Regions from separate parts of the Homo sapiens genome. Here region 2 is linked to region 1. A link is an interaction called in ENCODE POLR2A ChIA-PET data of the cell type or tissue named here. Cell type or tissue: MCF 10A. All regions are shown on one strand. Links, peaks and the distances in the headings refer to the core of each region. The heading gives the core; the rest is flanking DNA. Region 1 overlaps ZNF366 (zinc finger protein 366). Region 2 has its middle 74 kb from the start of ZNF366.

Region 1 (8,443 bases), core at 163-8,162:
ATGCTCCAATAACAAACAACCCCTAAATCTCCCGGCTTTAAAAAAAAGAAAGAAAACAAGAATATATGCCTTACTTGTATTACATATCCACTATATAAATCCAGGTCATCTTACCTTTGGGCCCTAGACTGACAGAGTAACTGTTATCTGAAATGTTTCAGGTTGCTATGGCAGACAGACAGAAAATAATATGAAATTGTGGACTATTTCTTTTTTTTTTTCTTAATTTCTTTTTTGAGATGGGGTCTTGTTGTGTTGCTTAGGCTGGTCTTGAGCTCCTGGGCTCAAGTGATCCACCCACCTTGGCCTCCCAAAGGGCTGGGATTACAGGCATGAGCCACCACATCTGGCCAGAATTGTGGGCTATTTCTTAAAGATTCCACAAGGAAATGACACATGTCATTTGTGCTCATGTGCTCACATTTTATTACACAAAGCAAGTCATGTGCCATGCCTGCCTATAAAGGGATAGGAAAATGCAATACAACCATGTGCCCAAAAGAAGAGCTAGAAATATTTCATGAATAAAGTATTATTGTCTCTGTTTTATAGCTGAGGAATTGAGGCTTAGGGAAGTTAGGAAGTGATGGAGCTGGCTTTCAAGGCCAGGTTTTGTGATGTCAGCTTCTGAGCTCTTTGCTCTCCTATAGTGGGTGCATTTCACAAGCATGTTCCATACATGGTACCCAACCTCTTCTCCAAATGCGGTTGCTGGGCTAAAGTGTTCTTGGGGCTTAAGGGGGTATGCACATGCCCCAGATGTGGACAGGTTAAAGCAAAATCTAAATCACTGTGGCTCAGCTATTATTTCGTTTTACCCACTTCAATTCTCCTTCAAGGGATTCAACACATTCGATGTGAAATCATATGAAAAGAAGCGGTATCTTTGAACACATGCTAGATTTTTCTTTTTAATCCTAGTTTCAAGTGTCATAGATTTCCTTGCTTATTACTTTTATTTGTTAAATAATAAGAAAAGAGTTACTCTGCTCTTACTTTGGTAAGGCTGCTGCCTGTTGGATGTTCATAATCCAGGGAAAGGGATGTTCCCAAATTCCCTCTATTTTTTTCACCCAAAACAGTCTCCAGGAAAAAAAATCTTTGTTCAAAGGAGCAATAAAATAACAATACTTAAAGACTGATGCCACCAGCCCTTAGAAAATCAATTCCAGCATTTCTTCCTCCTGGAACCCAGAGGAAACACCCTGCTATGTAAGTTTTTTTTTTTTTTCTTTCAGATGGGGTCTCACTCTGTCGTTACCCAGGCTGGAGTGCAATGGTGCAATCTTGGCTCACTTCAACCTCTGCCTCCTGGGTTCAGGCGATTCTCTCCCCTCAGCCTCCCCAGTAGCTGGGACTATAGGTGTGCATGACCACACCTGGCTAATTTTTTTGTATTTTTAGTAGGGAGGGGGTTTTACCATGTTGGCCAGGCTGGTCTCGAACTCCTGACCTCAAGTGATCCACCCACTTCAGCTTCCCAAAGCACTGGGATTACAGCTGTGAGCCACCGCACCCAGTACCCTGTTATGTCAGTTCTTCTCAGACTTTCCTATTTCTAATGGGGGAGAAAAATATGAAGAAGAAATCCTAAGCAGTCTGCCACAGGTAGAATTTCAGACTTTAACCTGTCCTGGTATTTTGCATTTTGCAAAATACCCATATTTGTCCACTACTACATAGGCCAAAAGATACACTAACTTATTCTGTGGTTTCCACCACACCTAGGAACTTGAGCTTAAGCCTTCCCCATCTTTTAACAGCAATATGCTTATCTGAAAGTGGGTCCCTGAGGGAGAGGGACAAGGGTTGCTGTCAGGCTAAGGGCATGGTAGTTGACCCTTGGCAGCTAGAGTATCCCAGAAGCCAAAGAGGGTAAAGGAAAAGAGGAGGAGGGAGAGAGGAGGGGAGAAGGACTGTGAAATGATATCAGAAGACTAGGAAGAACCCCAAATATGGCCTTAAAAGGCATATGGAAATGACTTGGAATCAAATTACTGAAAACATAGTTGTTAGGGAACCACATTTTTTATTCATTATATTTTTCTGATTCATTAAAAAAGACAAAGTACTTTGTTTAGAGCAAAGCAGGTTTTAGCCTGAGGCAAATTGTTTAACCTTGCTGGGGTCCAATCCATAAAGCACGAGCTCAAGCACTGCTCAGCCTAATGAGGTGTAAAGTTGCAAAACTCTTTGAAGACAGAGAGCTCAATTTCAGTATTATGCATTATTGAATAAAATGCCAGTTTAGGAAGGAAACTCTCCGGTAGCATTATATATGCCTAAACTGGTAGCCAACTGGAAGAGCTGGTTGTCAAAGCTTCATGACAGAAAGAACCTAATTGTTGATCACTTAAAATGGAAAATAAGAATCAGGGCGTAGTGGCTCATGCCTGTAATCCCAGCACTTTGGGAGGCCAAGGCGGGTGGATCACAAGATCAGGAGTTCAAGATCAGTCTGGCCAACATGGTGAAACCCCGTCTCTACTAAAATACAAAAAGCAGCCAGGCGTGGTGGCAGGCGCCTGTAATCCCAGCTACTCAAGAGGCTGAGGCAGGAAAATCGCTTGAACCCGGGATGCAGAGGTTGCAGTGAGCCCAGATCAGAGGCCATTGCACTCCAGCCTAGGTGACAGAGTGACTCCATCTAAAAAAAAAAAGAAAAGGAAAATAAAAGAACAAAGATATAAGCCAGGCAGTAACAAATGGCATGCACCATTACAGCATTGGCTTGGTTCAGAGACAGATTCCTGAGCTAAAGAAGGCCTCATTTACTGGAATGGAAAAATGTAAGGCCAGGAAATTGCTCAGAGGTCTCCTGTCCTTTCCTGTACACATGGGATGCACTATGTGTTGGCTACTGTTTTGGATCAGAATCTCACTTTTAGAAATAGCCCAAGTCTGTCCTTGGGAAGGGAGAGAATGTTGTGGTATATTTGTGTGTGGTGGTGTAGGGCAGGGGAGGTACACAGGATGTTGGGAGGAGCCAGTTAGACCCTCCCTGAATCCAAACTGTTTCCTTGGGCCTCACAGTCATCAGAACTGAGCTGTAAGATTGGGCAGCCAATCTGAGTGCAAGGAGCCTCCAAGTCTCCTGAACTAGCACCAAGGTAGAGCTGAGTTGGTCCCACTGACAGCACAGGCCAATTCTGCATGTTCAAGCCCAATGGCTGGTCTCAAGTCTGCCTATTTTTCAGGTGCATAGGCTAAGCTTTAGTCTCACAGTCAACAGATGTTTACCAGGCAACAACCTCTCACGAAACATTATTTTAGGCAGCAGGAATATATAAGGAAACAAAAGACAAATATTCCTGTGTACACAGAGTTGCATTCTAGTGGAGGAAAATGAACAATGACTAAAGTAAGGTGCACAGTGTGTTAGAAGATATGGAGAAAAATTAAGTCAGGAAGGAGAGAGAATACGGAGTGCTTGATAGCCAGAGTTCGGGTGGCCTCACTTCAGACACAGTATTGTGTAAAAACTTGAAGGAAGCAAAAGAGGCACGTGGGTATCTTGGGGAAGAGCTGTCCAGGCAGAAAGAACAGCAAGTGAAAGGCCCTGGGGTAGGAGAATGCCTGGTGTGTGCCAGGAACAACCAGAGGCTGGAGAGTGGGAGTGGAAGAAGCAAGTGAGCAGGTGGTAGGGCATGAGATCATAGGAGTAACAGGGAGAAACTTCATGTAGAGACTTGTAGGCCACGGCGCGGACTGTGGCTTTTACTCTGAAATAGATGGAAAATCACTAGAGAGTTTTGAGCAGGGGAATAACAAGATCTGATTTACATTTTAATAGAACCTGCCTGACTATTGTGTTGAGCAGACAGGAGCCCAAGGGAGAAGACAGGAGAAGAGTCAGGAGGCTGTTACAATGATCCTGGAAGGAACCTCTGGCGGCCTGACCAGGATAGAGGCAGTGGAAGTGGTGAGAAGTGCTTGGATTCTAGACAGACATTGAAAATGGAGCCCGTAGGATTTGCTAATTCATATACCAGGTTACTCAGATGGCCTGTCCAAGAACACATTAGTGAACTGGGAAGAGGTAATAAAGAAGGAAGGGACACAGCTAGAGCAGGCAGGATTCCAGTTGTTCTTCCTTTGTTCCTTTCTTTAACTGAGGGTCTGTTATGGGGCAGGCACAATAGTGACTGTGAACTAACAGGATCCCTGACCTCATGGAGCAAACAGTATGGAGAGAGTCAGACATTAAGTGAATAATCACACAAATCCATGTAAAATGACCACTCTAACATGTGCTGAGTGTCAATGTTGAAAAATATTTTTTCCGCATTTAATCAAGAGAATACAATAATTACTAAACATTTTTTAATGTTTTTTTACTAAATTTTTGAAATCCAGTGTGCATTTTACATGTACAGCGTACCTCTATCCAGGTCAACTGAATTTGATGTGCTCAAAAGCCACACGTGGCTAATGATGAGTACTGAATTATACAGCACAGCTCTAAACCATCAAGCCACACACATTTTAAAGTCATGAACAAAGCACTGGAAATATAGGTCCTTCTATGGTAATTTAAAAAGCAGGTAAGACTTAAATAGAGCCTCTTGCATTTTAAAATTGAATACTTTGTCATTAATTAGCTGTGTGCATTTGGGGACATCAGCTTACTATCCTGTGCCTCAGTCTACAATAAGGAAGTGTGATGGGGCTGGGTAATGGGTACTTACCCTTTCAGTCTTAATGATCATTGACTCTGGATAAGGAAGTCCAAATAGTTTTTCCTTCTCTTGTCATCGCTCCTGAAGAGATCTTTCCTTTCAACCTTAACACCTCTATGATATCTGAAAGGTGGAATTTGACTAGTTCAATAGTGAACTGACAAAACTCCAAAATGGCCTTCATTCCAAAGCAAAAGAGTTGAATTTTTCTAGAGAAATTTGAATACTGACTATTTAAATGATTAATGAAATTATTATTATTATTATTATTTTTTTTTTTTTTGAGACGGAGTCTCGCTCTGTCGCCCAGGCTGGAGTGCAGTGGCGGGATCTCGGCTCACTGCAAGCTCCGCCTCCCGGGTTCACGCCATTCTCCTGCCTCAGCCTCCCGAGTAGCTGGGACTACAGGCGCCCGCCACTACGCCCGGCTAATTTTTTGTATTTTTAGTAGAGACGGGGTTTCACCGTTTTAGCCGGGATGGTCTCGATCTCCTGACCTCGTGATCCGCCCGCCTCGGCCTCCCAAAGTGCTGGGATTACAGGCGTGAGCCACCGCGCCCGGCGATTAATGAAATTATTGAGTTTTAGGTATAATATACTATTGTGGCTAAGTTTTAAGAAAAATTACCCATGTTTAAGAGATACATTCTGAAATATTTATAGATGAAATAATATGATGTCATGGATCTGTTTCAAAAGCATCCCAGTCGGAAGGTGGGGAAAGTGAGTGAGGTATAGATGAAATGAGATTGGTCATGAATTGAAACTAAGTATAAGGACAGATATTATTCTGTCTACTTTCATAGTTTGAACTTTTCCTTAATAAAAAGTTTTTTTTTTAAGTAGATCTTCAGACTTTCTTAGATTTTAAACTTTCCCCTTAAATACTGTGTATCCCTCATGGTACAGATGAAAAAACCTGCTTGAGGGCCAGGAGCACATGATTCTTACTTAATACTCCAGTGGGATGAAGCCCCAGGCCCATCATTCCCATCACAGTTTAAATATCTCTGGCAGTTTTAGTAGTAACACAACTTTGTTCTCTCATCCTTCCCCTTGGTACAGTTTAGGATCAATATCTAGAAGTGAAAGGCTGTCTCCCCTGTGATTCAAGGAGAGCCCCCAAACTCTGCCAGAGCCACACAGGTGTCCAGGGAGCATGGCGATATATCACTGGTTTGTACAAAATACACTGAAAATCTAGAAAGGTGCAGATGCTTGGCTCACAGGCACAAAGAATGTTACTTCTTCTCATATTGTGGAAGCTACATGCCACAGAGACAGGTAGGGGCTATCTGAGGAAGGATCTCAGAGGGAATGTGACCTCAAAGGCCAGGAAGCCAGCATCTGGGACCCACCACAGTGGTGGGTATAGGTCTCTTGTTACCCTGGGTTGCCTGGGCATTATCTAAATGTCTGGCATAATGCTCTAAGTTCAGTGTGAGCTTTCTTGTCTCCACCTGTTCACTTTACCCTCTCAAACATCATGATAGAGGATGAAGAAGCTGGACCTCACCTCTGAGTTACTACCCAAGACATTGTGAGGGGCTGAATGGTAAATGGAGAGCACAGGACAATCTTGCAGGATTGACACCTTCAGGTACCTTTGCCTGACCAGCATGGATCTTCTAGCTTTGACACCACTGGATGCCTGACTTCTCACCATGAATTACAGCAGGCACTCATTTTTACTTCCAAAGGAAGACTACTGCTAATTTCTTTAAAACAGCATCTACAGAGAAAGAGAACAGGACTCAGTCTGGAAATGTTTTCCTTTTGCATTTTCATCAGCCAAAAAAGTATTGAGTTTAGGGTACTAACATACGGTGCAAATGTTAATTTTAAGGGAAATTTGGCACACTCAGCATGCCAAACTGTGCTACTTTCTACACATGTGATACTTGGCTTCAGTGGTGGCAATACAGTGCCAGATTTTCTTAAATGTCAGGCATTTTAAGAGAAGGTTTCTCAGAATTTAAAATCACACACACACACACACACACACACACACACACACACAAAATAGAAATGCAACTGTGATGTTTCTAAATAAAATAAATTTGACTGCCATAGGAAGACAAGGCAACAGCTCTCCGGAGCCTGTGGTGGACCACAGGTTGATGCTCAAACACCTGCACAGTGCTGTTTTAAGCTCTAAGCAATGTATTGTAATCCCATAATACATTAACATGATGATAATCTGCAACATAGAATATTCAATCTTTAGGGCTCATAGATGGTTTCCCTGGAAGGTGTCCCCTGTCTGTTGAAAGAACTCACTTATGCTACCTAAATCAGAGAAGCAGGTGAGAATTATCCAGAGGAGTCCCAGCAAATGTCAGCATTTGGTAGTCCTTATTGTCAGAATAGTCTGATACTGAAATACGTTGAGCCTGGGACCCTACACTTCTTCTTACTAAACTTCCCCTTGACTACTTTGGTTTATCAAGTTTATCCTAAGCACAGATCTGACTCTCTCAACTTCATTGGCTCATTACATGATGTTGGGGGATCTTTTCTAGGTTTTCACCCACATCATAGGTAAAACATTCATTTCAAGACTGTTTTGTCTCTACTTATGAGTCCGAGTCCAGATTTCTAGTTATTTTCATACTCCTGGAAGAGCAAGAAACCTAATGGTGTACTTCCCAATGGACTGATGAAACAGTGCAGAGGAGGAGGAAATTAAGAATGATACAAAGCTTTACACGGACCAGGATAGAGTCAAAGTCATCCAGTAAGAAGGAATATATGAACCGAGATTCCTGACACTTGGACTCTAGAACTTTAAAACTCTCATATCTTGCCCATGCCTCTATCGGATGAATGAAACCTGAACTAGAGGATATCAGAAACCCTTTCCCATGCACTAAACATTCTATAATTAATTCTCTTCACCTCAGGGGTTTGGGGGGAACTAAACATACTAATGGGTATGAAAATTTTGAAAGAATTGGGAGTTATCTCAGTGTAAGTTAGCACAACGTCATGAAATAATTATCTCAATAAACCTAGAATTGTTTCTTATTCTTATTATAATGTTGGGTCAAATGTAGGAGCTTACTTAATGTCAGGTGGAAAACAAAAGGAGTCACAGAAGACAAAAAGATACATTTATAGAAATGAGTAATATAAGTATAAATTAGGTTGATCTTTTGGGAAAACAATTTAGCAATATGTATTAAGACCTGAAAATTAATATACTTTCACTTTGTAATTCTATTTCTAGAGAATCTAATCTAAGGAAATGATAGAGATGTAACAAGGATTTATGAACAAAGTTGTCTACCGCAGTGCTATTTGTCTAGTGCATAGAGATATATAATAAGTAGTGCTGTAAAAGAAAATATATTCATGCATAGTAAAAGACTTGAAAGAAACGGACCAAAATATTAACACAGTAACTCTTGGTGGTAGTATTATTGATTATTTTAATTTTCTTTCTTAGATATTTCAGCCTTCTATTTACAATGGTAATAAATTATACTATTTAAAGGTCATTAAAAATAAATTATATAGAATTGTTCACCTTAATCTAATTCGGGTACCAACACATTTTGTCTTTTAATATATCTGATCAGTAGCCAGCTTATCTCTACTGCTTTCAGGACTTTCTTCTGTTCTTTGCTAACCATGAGGCTGCACGGGCTTTTTATTACGGCTGTTATTTGCCAATAGCCCTCTAACACCCAGAGAGCTGAGTCACCTGTCCGTTTTAGGGTGTCCACACATGGTGTTCCTTCCGTCCTTCAATATTTCCCGCA
Region 2 (8,443 bases), core at 363-8,362, 52 kb after region 1:
ACTGAATATTTGTGTCCCTCCAAAATTCATATCTTGAAACCATAATCCCCAATGTGATGGTGTTTGGAGGTAGGGTCTTTGGGAGGCACTTAGGTTTGGATTTAAGTTATGTATGGGGCCCTCATGATGTGATTAGTGCCCTTAGACGAAGAGGAGGAGACTAGGCCTTCTCTCTCTCTCCCATGTGAGGATGTAGCAAGGCAGCTCTCTGCAAACCAGGAACAGAGCCCTCACCAGACATTGAATCTGCCTGCATCTTGATGTGCACTTCCCAGCCTCCAGAATTGTGAGAAATAGATGTTTGTTGTTTTAGCCACCCAGTCTATGGTGTTTCGTTACAGCAGCTCATATGCTATTTGACATATGCCTTTTGCGGAATAAGGTTGCTGTGCCTGTTCATTTAACATCACAAGTGGGCCAGGAAGTATCAAAATGAGCCTAAGTAGGTCGTTGGGTTCAATACTATACTTCCTGACCCACTGTAACAACAGCCCTACTTCCTCCTGATGATCAGGTCAATTACCTCTGCCAAGATGGTGATTGTCTTCTCCTTGTCTTCTGTACCCTGGAGGCAAGGAATAAAAGTGTCCAGGTGGCAGCTGTGGCTTATAATTTAATGATACTCTTGCTATGTTCCAAGGTGAAAGTGTACCATCTTTGAGAATGGGAGTTTCTAACCCTGCAGAGCCCAGAGTTACATGATAAGAAGTACAACACCACCACCCCCTGCAACCCGCCAATCACCCCAGAGTGTTATTGGGAGTGATGGCAAGCGGGGCCACTCCCACTTCCTCTCCTGGTCCCTGGACCTATGCAGTCTTTCTATTAGGACATAGCAGCACATAAAAGTCTTTGATTCAATTATATACCAGAGGGTGGCACCCCATCCTTCCAGAGTATTGCCTCCAAGAAGCACTGTAGGGAGCTAGCCACTTCTGGGTGGTGCATATTTGATATGATCAGTAGATCCTGTGGCCAGGGCTCATTTCTAACCTCAGTTACTATAAGCTGAAGGCCATGGCTTGATGCGATGTTATATAGGATTCTATGCCAACATAGCAAGCATTCCATAACCCCATCCCTTGCATAGTAGTGCTGGCTAAGTTCCCATGAGCAGAAAAGCAAACATATACCCAGAGTATGTGTCTATGCCTGTAATGAGGAACCACTGGCCCCTCAGGATGAAAGGAGCTCATTAGAGTCAACATCTTACCAAGTGACTGATTGGTTTTCTTGAGCAGTGGTGTCATACTGGAAACCCATCACCAGTCCTCATGGTTGGCATGTTGGATATCCAGCAGTGGTAGTAGCTAGATCAGCCTTTGTAAATGCAGTTCTTGCTGTTGGACCCGTGTGTAATGTCTGCCAATGTGGCTACTTTGTTCACATGTTCTTTGCTCCAGCACTGGGGTGGCTGAAGTCAACTGGTGAGGTCATTTTTGTCTGCCAGGTTATTTAATGTCTACTCCATGGTAGATGCTATCTAATGATGTGTATTAACATGTGATATAAAGATTTTCATACTCTGTGTTCACTCTCATATGTCTATCCACATGCTCTACCCTAGACAGAGAATAATAGTGAATGCCTACTTTAAGTAAAATGGTGAAGAATTGCCTATCTGAGGAAGTGAAATTTAATTTGAGAACTGAAGTATAGAAGAAACAGGCCAGGGAAAGAGAGAAGAGCATTCCAGATAGAGCAGACAGCAGATGCAAAGGTCCTGGGAGATATATATATATATATATATAAAGTATGGCCAGTTTAACAATTCATTATATTAAGCATTCTGGCAAATAATTTTGTTTCTTCTTCTAGGAAACTGGTATCAACCTTGTGTCAAATGAGGGGATAGATAAGGTAAAATCTATTCATCATCTTCCACCTGCACAGACTGTTGTTGTGTCATTTATCATTGCTGAAGGACAGCTTCCCTTCCAACCTGTGGCAAGTCTAGCGAAGAAAACAGTTTCACTTGGAATGGCAGGTTATCCAAGTCAGGACAATATTTAAAATCCTCAGCAGTGGTTTTGCAAGAGTGTATACATACAAGATTGAGTCAATTGCCTCTCTTCACCCCTTAAGACGGTGTGGTAGAGCACAGCAGGAGAGGGTGTGTGCGGCAAGGTGAGGCTAACATGGAAAGCCATTGAGCAAGGAGGTGAAATAATGAGATTCAGTTTTTGAAAGCTCATTCTGACTATAGTGGATAGGGTTGGAAGAAAGCCAGGATGATGCTAGAAGACCATCAAAAGGCAGTTTCCATAATCTCTGAGAGATAATACTGGCCTGGATTAAGGAGGTAGCAAATAATTTAGAAATGAATGGTTCAAAATCTGACGTGGAGGTCCAATGGACTTGTTATACTGAAGGTAAATTGTAATAAGATGCATATTTTTCTAAGTTCAAAATAAAATGCCACTTGATATAAAGTCCATCTCCTCACATAATGACTGAAGGGATCAATTAGATTTTTATGCTGTCATGAAAACCGTGCTCTTCACTTAGTTGGCAGGAGGGAAGATTTACTAAGTAATGTATGTAAAACTAAGTCCATCTGGTTTCTCTCAGTTTTGCCTATGTTACAACTGGTGAAGAAGTAAATAGTCAAGACTGAGGAAGGCAATGAGGCTTCTCAGACACAGATTCTGGGAAGAAATGACAGAATAACAATGCCAAATGAACACTGAGTTAGAAGATCAGAAAACTAATGGAAAGGCTAGAATTTCAAGACCATCATGTGAGGCTGCAGAGTCCTTTTCATCTCCATAGACCTTGAGGACATCTTTGATACAGCCAATGAAGTAATACACCCATGAACATGAACTTGCACAATCAAAGAGTTAACAGTCTTTATTGTTTTTATTCACTGAATGGAGTCCAGATACATTTCCATTTTTAAAATACAGTTCTCAAAGGATGACAGTCCAGTTACCTGGAAAATTTTATCCCATGATCATCTTATTTAGCAACGGTGTAGAATAAATGAGATATCGTCACATTTTAAGTCCCAAAGTTAATTGGCCCATGGCATCACTGATAGCACGTTAAGAAGAAACAAAAACACCAAAACATGTGGAAGGAATTTGTTCCTGCCCTTAAGGAACACACTGTTCTTAGCTGGCCTGCTGAGGCTGGCAGGAACATGGCTAATGATTTCTGAAATCTCCTTTCTCCAAATCTCCAAAGCCTTAAAGCTAAAAATCTCTGTCCTGTGAAAACCCAGGTGTGAACACAGCCTGGTTCCCTGAAGCACTGTGGCATTTCTTTTTCTTTTCTTTTTTTCTTTTCTTTTTATTTTATTTTTTTCAACATCAGAGCTGAGCCAAGAGTAACTTCCATTCCCGTTAAAAACTCACTCTGCAAGTGGAGGAAGACATGCTCATTTGATAGCTGGGGAGTGACCCTTATGGGGTCCCTGGGGACCCAGTATCAGTGGCGCTCACTGTTTCCTCTTCCCTGGATGCAACAATATATTAAGGGAGAAAACAAAAAAGAGGAGGTTGGCTCTTTTCATGATTTTCCTTTTTAATTTTTGTTGAAAATGGAACAGTGTTCTCTTGATCCTTCAAACAAATGGAGGGGAAGTGGAAGCCCAAAAGTTTCTCTTACGTTCCCCAGAGAGGGTGGCTGTGTTTGTAGTGTGATGTGGGAAAGTCCTTGTGTATCTACTGCATTGTCATGGTGTACCAATGTGATTTGCAGTAGGAAGTGTGGGATGAATAGAATTTTTATGTAAGAGAGAAAGTGATGGAGCCGCATTCTTTGAATCAAAGATCTCCATTTGCCCTTCATCTCTAAGGCATGCTTCCCCTGATGCCACCCCTTATCTTTATTAGCTGATGAGAAAAAACATAAGAGCTCTCTCTGAGCCTGACCCAAACAATGAGTCCAAGCAGAAGTCCTTGCTACTCAGAATGCACTTGGGCAACGAAAGTGAGAGAGTGAGGGTACTTGGCAGGACACACCAGAGATCACACAGGCAATGTGAAGGGGAGGCGGAGGGCTATTAAAACTTCTGGCATCATACCTGAAGAATCATTTTAAACGGACGTTTGAAATACACCATGTGACTCTTTTCACAGAATGGATCTTAATAAACAAACGGTCTTTGTAAGGAAAATGGATAGATATATTAAGAGACATCAAAAAGATTACAAGGATAGTGCTTTCAGCTTAGAAATTCATCATATTAAGCATGCTGGCAAATGGTTTTGTTTCTTCTTCTAGAATGTAGCAATAATGAAATTGGTCTCTCTTTGTGTCAAAGCTTTTGGAAATAAAGCTTTGGATGAAGCAAGATCTATTCATCATTCTGGACTTGCAGAAACAATTGCTGTGTCATTTATCATTGCTGAAGGACAGCTTCCCTTCCAAACTGTGGCAAGTCTAGCGAAGAAAACAGCTTCACTTGGAGTGGCAAGTTATTCAAGTCAGAATAATATTTCAAATCTTCAGCAGTGGTTTTACAAGACTGTATACAAATGGCATAGAGTCAATTGCCTCTTCTCCCTCCTTAAAAACCAATTGAAAATAAAAGAAATATGAAATCCCCAGTAACGGCAAAGTCCTTACAGAAAAAAAAAAAAAGCAAAAATCAAAGCAAAGTTATGCAGAGCCTCAGAAACAGATAATTACAATGTCAGCCTCCCCAGGGACATTCAATAAACATTCGTCAGGTATACTGATGCATCTCTCTGAAGCACACTGTTAACAGGGTCTAATCCCCTTAGAAGTCACTCTAAGCCCCTCTCTGAAGACACAGGTGATTTTGTGGATTTCAAATGGCTCTATTTCCAAAAGCTCCATATGCCTCCATGCTATTAATCTCCTTACCTTCCTGCAGGGATACTTTACTTTTGATCTCAGGTTTATCTACTCAAATGCTTTGCCTTACTCAGACTGTTAGCTCTCTGAGCGAAGGGCCTGGCTACTACTACACCATCTTCAGCAAGGTTTTAAATATACTTGCAATTGGATACAGCCACTATCTCTTCTTCTCCTTAGAATTCCATCAGACCAAGATTGATACATGAATTTATCAGGAGAAGCCTTCAAGAGGACTTCTACAAAATGCTGCTATTTTAAAAGATGCATTTTCCACTATGGTTAATTAAAACTCTATGAGGAAGAGAGGAGCTTCCAGAATGATAATGTAATGATGCCAGTGAAACTTCTCTCCCAGGGAGACATCTATTAAACAGGTAAAAGACAATCACTCAAAAATCTTTGGTGATTGGCCAAAGGGCTTACAACAATTTAAGGAATATTTATTCAACAAATCTACAGAAACTCAGTAGTAACAGTGAGAGGCCATGGCAATCAAGCTAGGATCTTCACCCTTCCCCCTCCCCAGCTCCAGGTGGCTTGTCCAGTGGGCTTGGCAGCCAGGTGGCAACTCCCACCTCCCCAGCCTATACAGACAGAAGATCTCTCCTGGGTGGGCATCCAGGCGACAGTTTCCCCCACCCTCAGCTGCTGCTCAGTGGGGAGGAGCTGAGCGGAGAAGCTGGTGAGGAGTATAGCCCCTCTTTCCCCGCAATTCTGTGTTGTGGTGGAGCCGTTCTAGTGGGTTCGGCAGCTAACTGGCATTCCCATCTCCCCATTTCCTGGTGTAGGAAAGCTATTCTAGGCCAACTGAGCAGCCAATGAACACCAACAGGTTCCATTTCCCCTGGCTGTGCACTGTGGCAGACCTACACTGAGGGAGGTAGCAGAGCATGGTGGTGATGGTTGTACAACATTGTGAATATAATTAACCTATTCTTAGGTTTTACAATATCATCTTTATTGTTGTAGAAATACAGGCCAGGTGCGGTGGCTCACATCTGTAATCCTAGCACTTTGGGAGGCCAAGGTGGGCGGATTGCCTGAGCTTGGGAGTTCCAGACCAGCCTGGGCAACACGGTGAAACCCCGTCTCTACTAAAAACACACACACACACACAAAAAATTAGCCAGGCATGGCTGTATTCTCCTGTAGTCCCAGCTACTCGGGAGGCTGAGGCAGGAGAATTGCTTGAACGTGGGAAGTTGCAATGAGCCAAGATCGCGCCACTGCACTCCAGCCTGGGTGACAGAGTGAGATGCTGTCTCCAAAAAAAAAAGAGAAAGAAATATATACATAACATAAAATTTATCATTTTAAGTGTATAATTCAATGGCAGTAAGTATATTCTCAATGTTGTGCAATCATCCCCACTATTACCAGAAAATTTCCATTATCCCAAGCAGAAACTCTGCACCCATTTAACAATAATTCCCACTATCTCTTTTCCCCAGCCCCTGGTAAACTCTATTCTACTTTCTGACTCTGAATTTGACTACTCAGGTACCCTGTAGAAGTGAAATTACACAATATTTGTCCCTTATCTTAGGCTTATTTTACTAGCATAATGTTTTCAAAGTTGATGCATGTTATAGCACATGTCACAATTTCCTTCATTTTTAAGGCTGAATAATATTTCATTATATATATTTATACTACATTTTGTTTATCCATTTATCCATCAATGAATGCTTGGGTTGTTTCTACGTTTTGTCTGTTGTGAATAATTCTCCTATGAACATTGGGGTACAAATATTTATTTGAGTCTCAGTTTTCAGTTCTTTCCATTTTGATTTTGAGTATATACTGTCTTGATTCATTTTCTGCTGCTATGAAAGAATACCACAGACTGAGTAATTTATAAACAGTAGAAGTTTGCTTGGCTCATGGTTCTGGAGACTGGGAAGTCCAAGATTGAGGGACTAGCATCTGGTGAGGGCTTTGTTGCTGCATCATACCATGGCAGAAGGCATCACATGGGTGAGAGAGAGAAAGGGACCCACTCCCAAGATAATGGCATTAATCCATTTATGAGGGGAGAGTTTTCAGGACCTGACCACCTCTTAAAGGTTGTACCTCTGAACAATGTGGCAGTGGGGATTAAGTTTCCAACACATGAACTTTGAGGGACACATTCAAACCATAGCATATACCTAGAAGTGGGATTGCTGGGTCATGTGGTAATATTCTATGTTTAACTGTTTGTGGTACTGCCAATCTGTTTTGCACAGAAATTGCACCATTTTAAATTCCCGCCAGCAATGCACGAGGGCTCCATTATTCCCACATCCTCATTCAACACTTGTTATTTTCCATGTTTTAATAATAGCCATCCCAATGGGTGTGAAGTGTATCTCACTGTGGTCATAATTTTTTAATTAAAGCACTTGAATTCCTTTATATATTCAGCTGTTAATGCTGGGATCCATATTTACTTTCATAATCTCCCTTCTTTTCTCACGAATATAAAAATAAAAAATAAAAGATGAACTGTACCTGCTCCTCATAAATAGAAACTGGATGCCCAGTGAATTATATGGGGTTTATTCCTATAGCTGTGCTGTTGTTCTGTACCTCTTATCCTTCAAACAACAAGGACCCTATCTGGGTTTTGAATAGAAGCTTTGTCTTAGTCCATTTTGTGTTGCTATAAAGGAATATCTGAGGCTAGGTAATTTATAAAGAAAAGAGATTTATTTGGCTCATGGTTCTGCAGGTTGTTCAAGAAGCATGGTGCCAGCATCTGCTTCTAGCGAAGGTCACAAGCTGCTTCCACTCATGGTGGAAGGTGAAGGGGAGCCAGCGTGTGCAGACATCCCATGGCAAGAGAGGAGGCAAGAGAGAAAGGAGGTGCAGACTGTTTTCAATAACCAGCTCTCTCAGGAACTAACAGAGGGAGAATTCACACCCCTCTGCCCAGGGTGGGTGGGCACTAGTCTATTCATGAGGGAGCCCCACCTCTGCCATTGCCCAAACACCTATCATTAGGCCCTACCTCCAACATTGGGAATAAATTTCAACATGAGAATTCAAGGGGATGAACACCAAACTATATCAAGTCTTTACTCTAGTTAGGGCATTTTCTTCTGTTTTACCATTCCATTTTCTGTTTCCACCCTGGATCCTATCTTCCCTTTATCCTGCATTGCAAGGTGACCTAATAGCTAACTGTGCCCTTGGTTGACCTCTATAAAACTTGCATCACAAATATTGTGGGTTAATCTTTCCTAGGACTTGCCTGTGAATAGTAGACAAGCACTGCATCTTCCCTTTGGGTGGGTGGAGGTGGTGATGTGCATGCACAGGGAAGTAGCAGAACATGTATCCAACCAGGATTCAAGTTACTGGGTCTACCCCTTTGTTGAAGTTTGCACATTTTAAACTGTAAAAACTTCAGAAAGCAAGCAAGCAAAAACCCCAGAAAACCTCTATGGGGCTTTTGTTTGTTTAGAGAGAAAGAACCAACGTGGCTAAGTACTCACATGAGGCATTTAGTGATAAAAGCCTATACTTAGCCACTGAAGATAAGCTATAGTCATCATATGCAAAGCCTTGATACTTTGTTTCAAAGTTAAAAATTTTTCTGTAGTATTTGCCAACCAAGACTTTTCCCTTT

Evidence for each region. Peaks named below come from ENCODE experiments on the same cell type or tissue, not always from the same donor. Only the 100,000 strongest peaks of a DNase experiment are listed, where the experiment ranks them.
Region 2: POLR2A ChIA-PET joins it to region 1 with 13 read pairs; 2 of 35 experiments call an interaction of 5 or more read pairs at or near these places.

The regions. Positions count from the first base shown.
Region 1 is chr5:72,481,003-72,489,445 of GRCh38, reverse strand. All of the region lies in intron 1 of ZNF366 (zinc finger protein 366), which reads left to right. Among named protein-coding and RNA genes, the nearest start is that of ZNF366, 22 kb to the left of the region's middle. In MCF 10A, for the core only: no CTCF peak of the experiment used is centred there; a DNase peak (open chromatin) is centred at 3,595.
Region 2 is chr5:72,429,598-72,438,040 of GRCh38, reverse strand. No RefSeq gene overlaps it. Among named protein-coding and RNA genes, the nearest start is that of ZNF366, 74 kb to the left of the region's middle. In MCF 10A, for the core only: no CTCF peak of the experiment used is centred there; no DNase peak of the experiment used is centred there.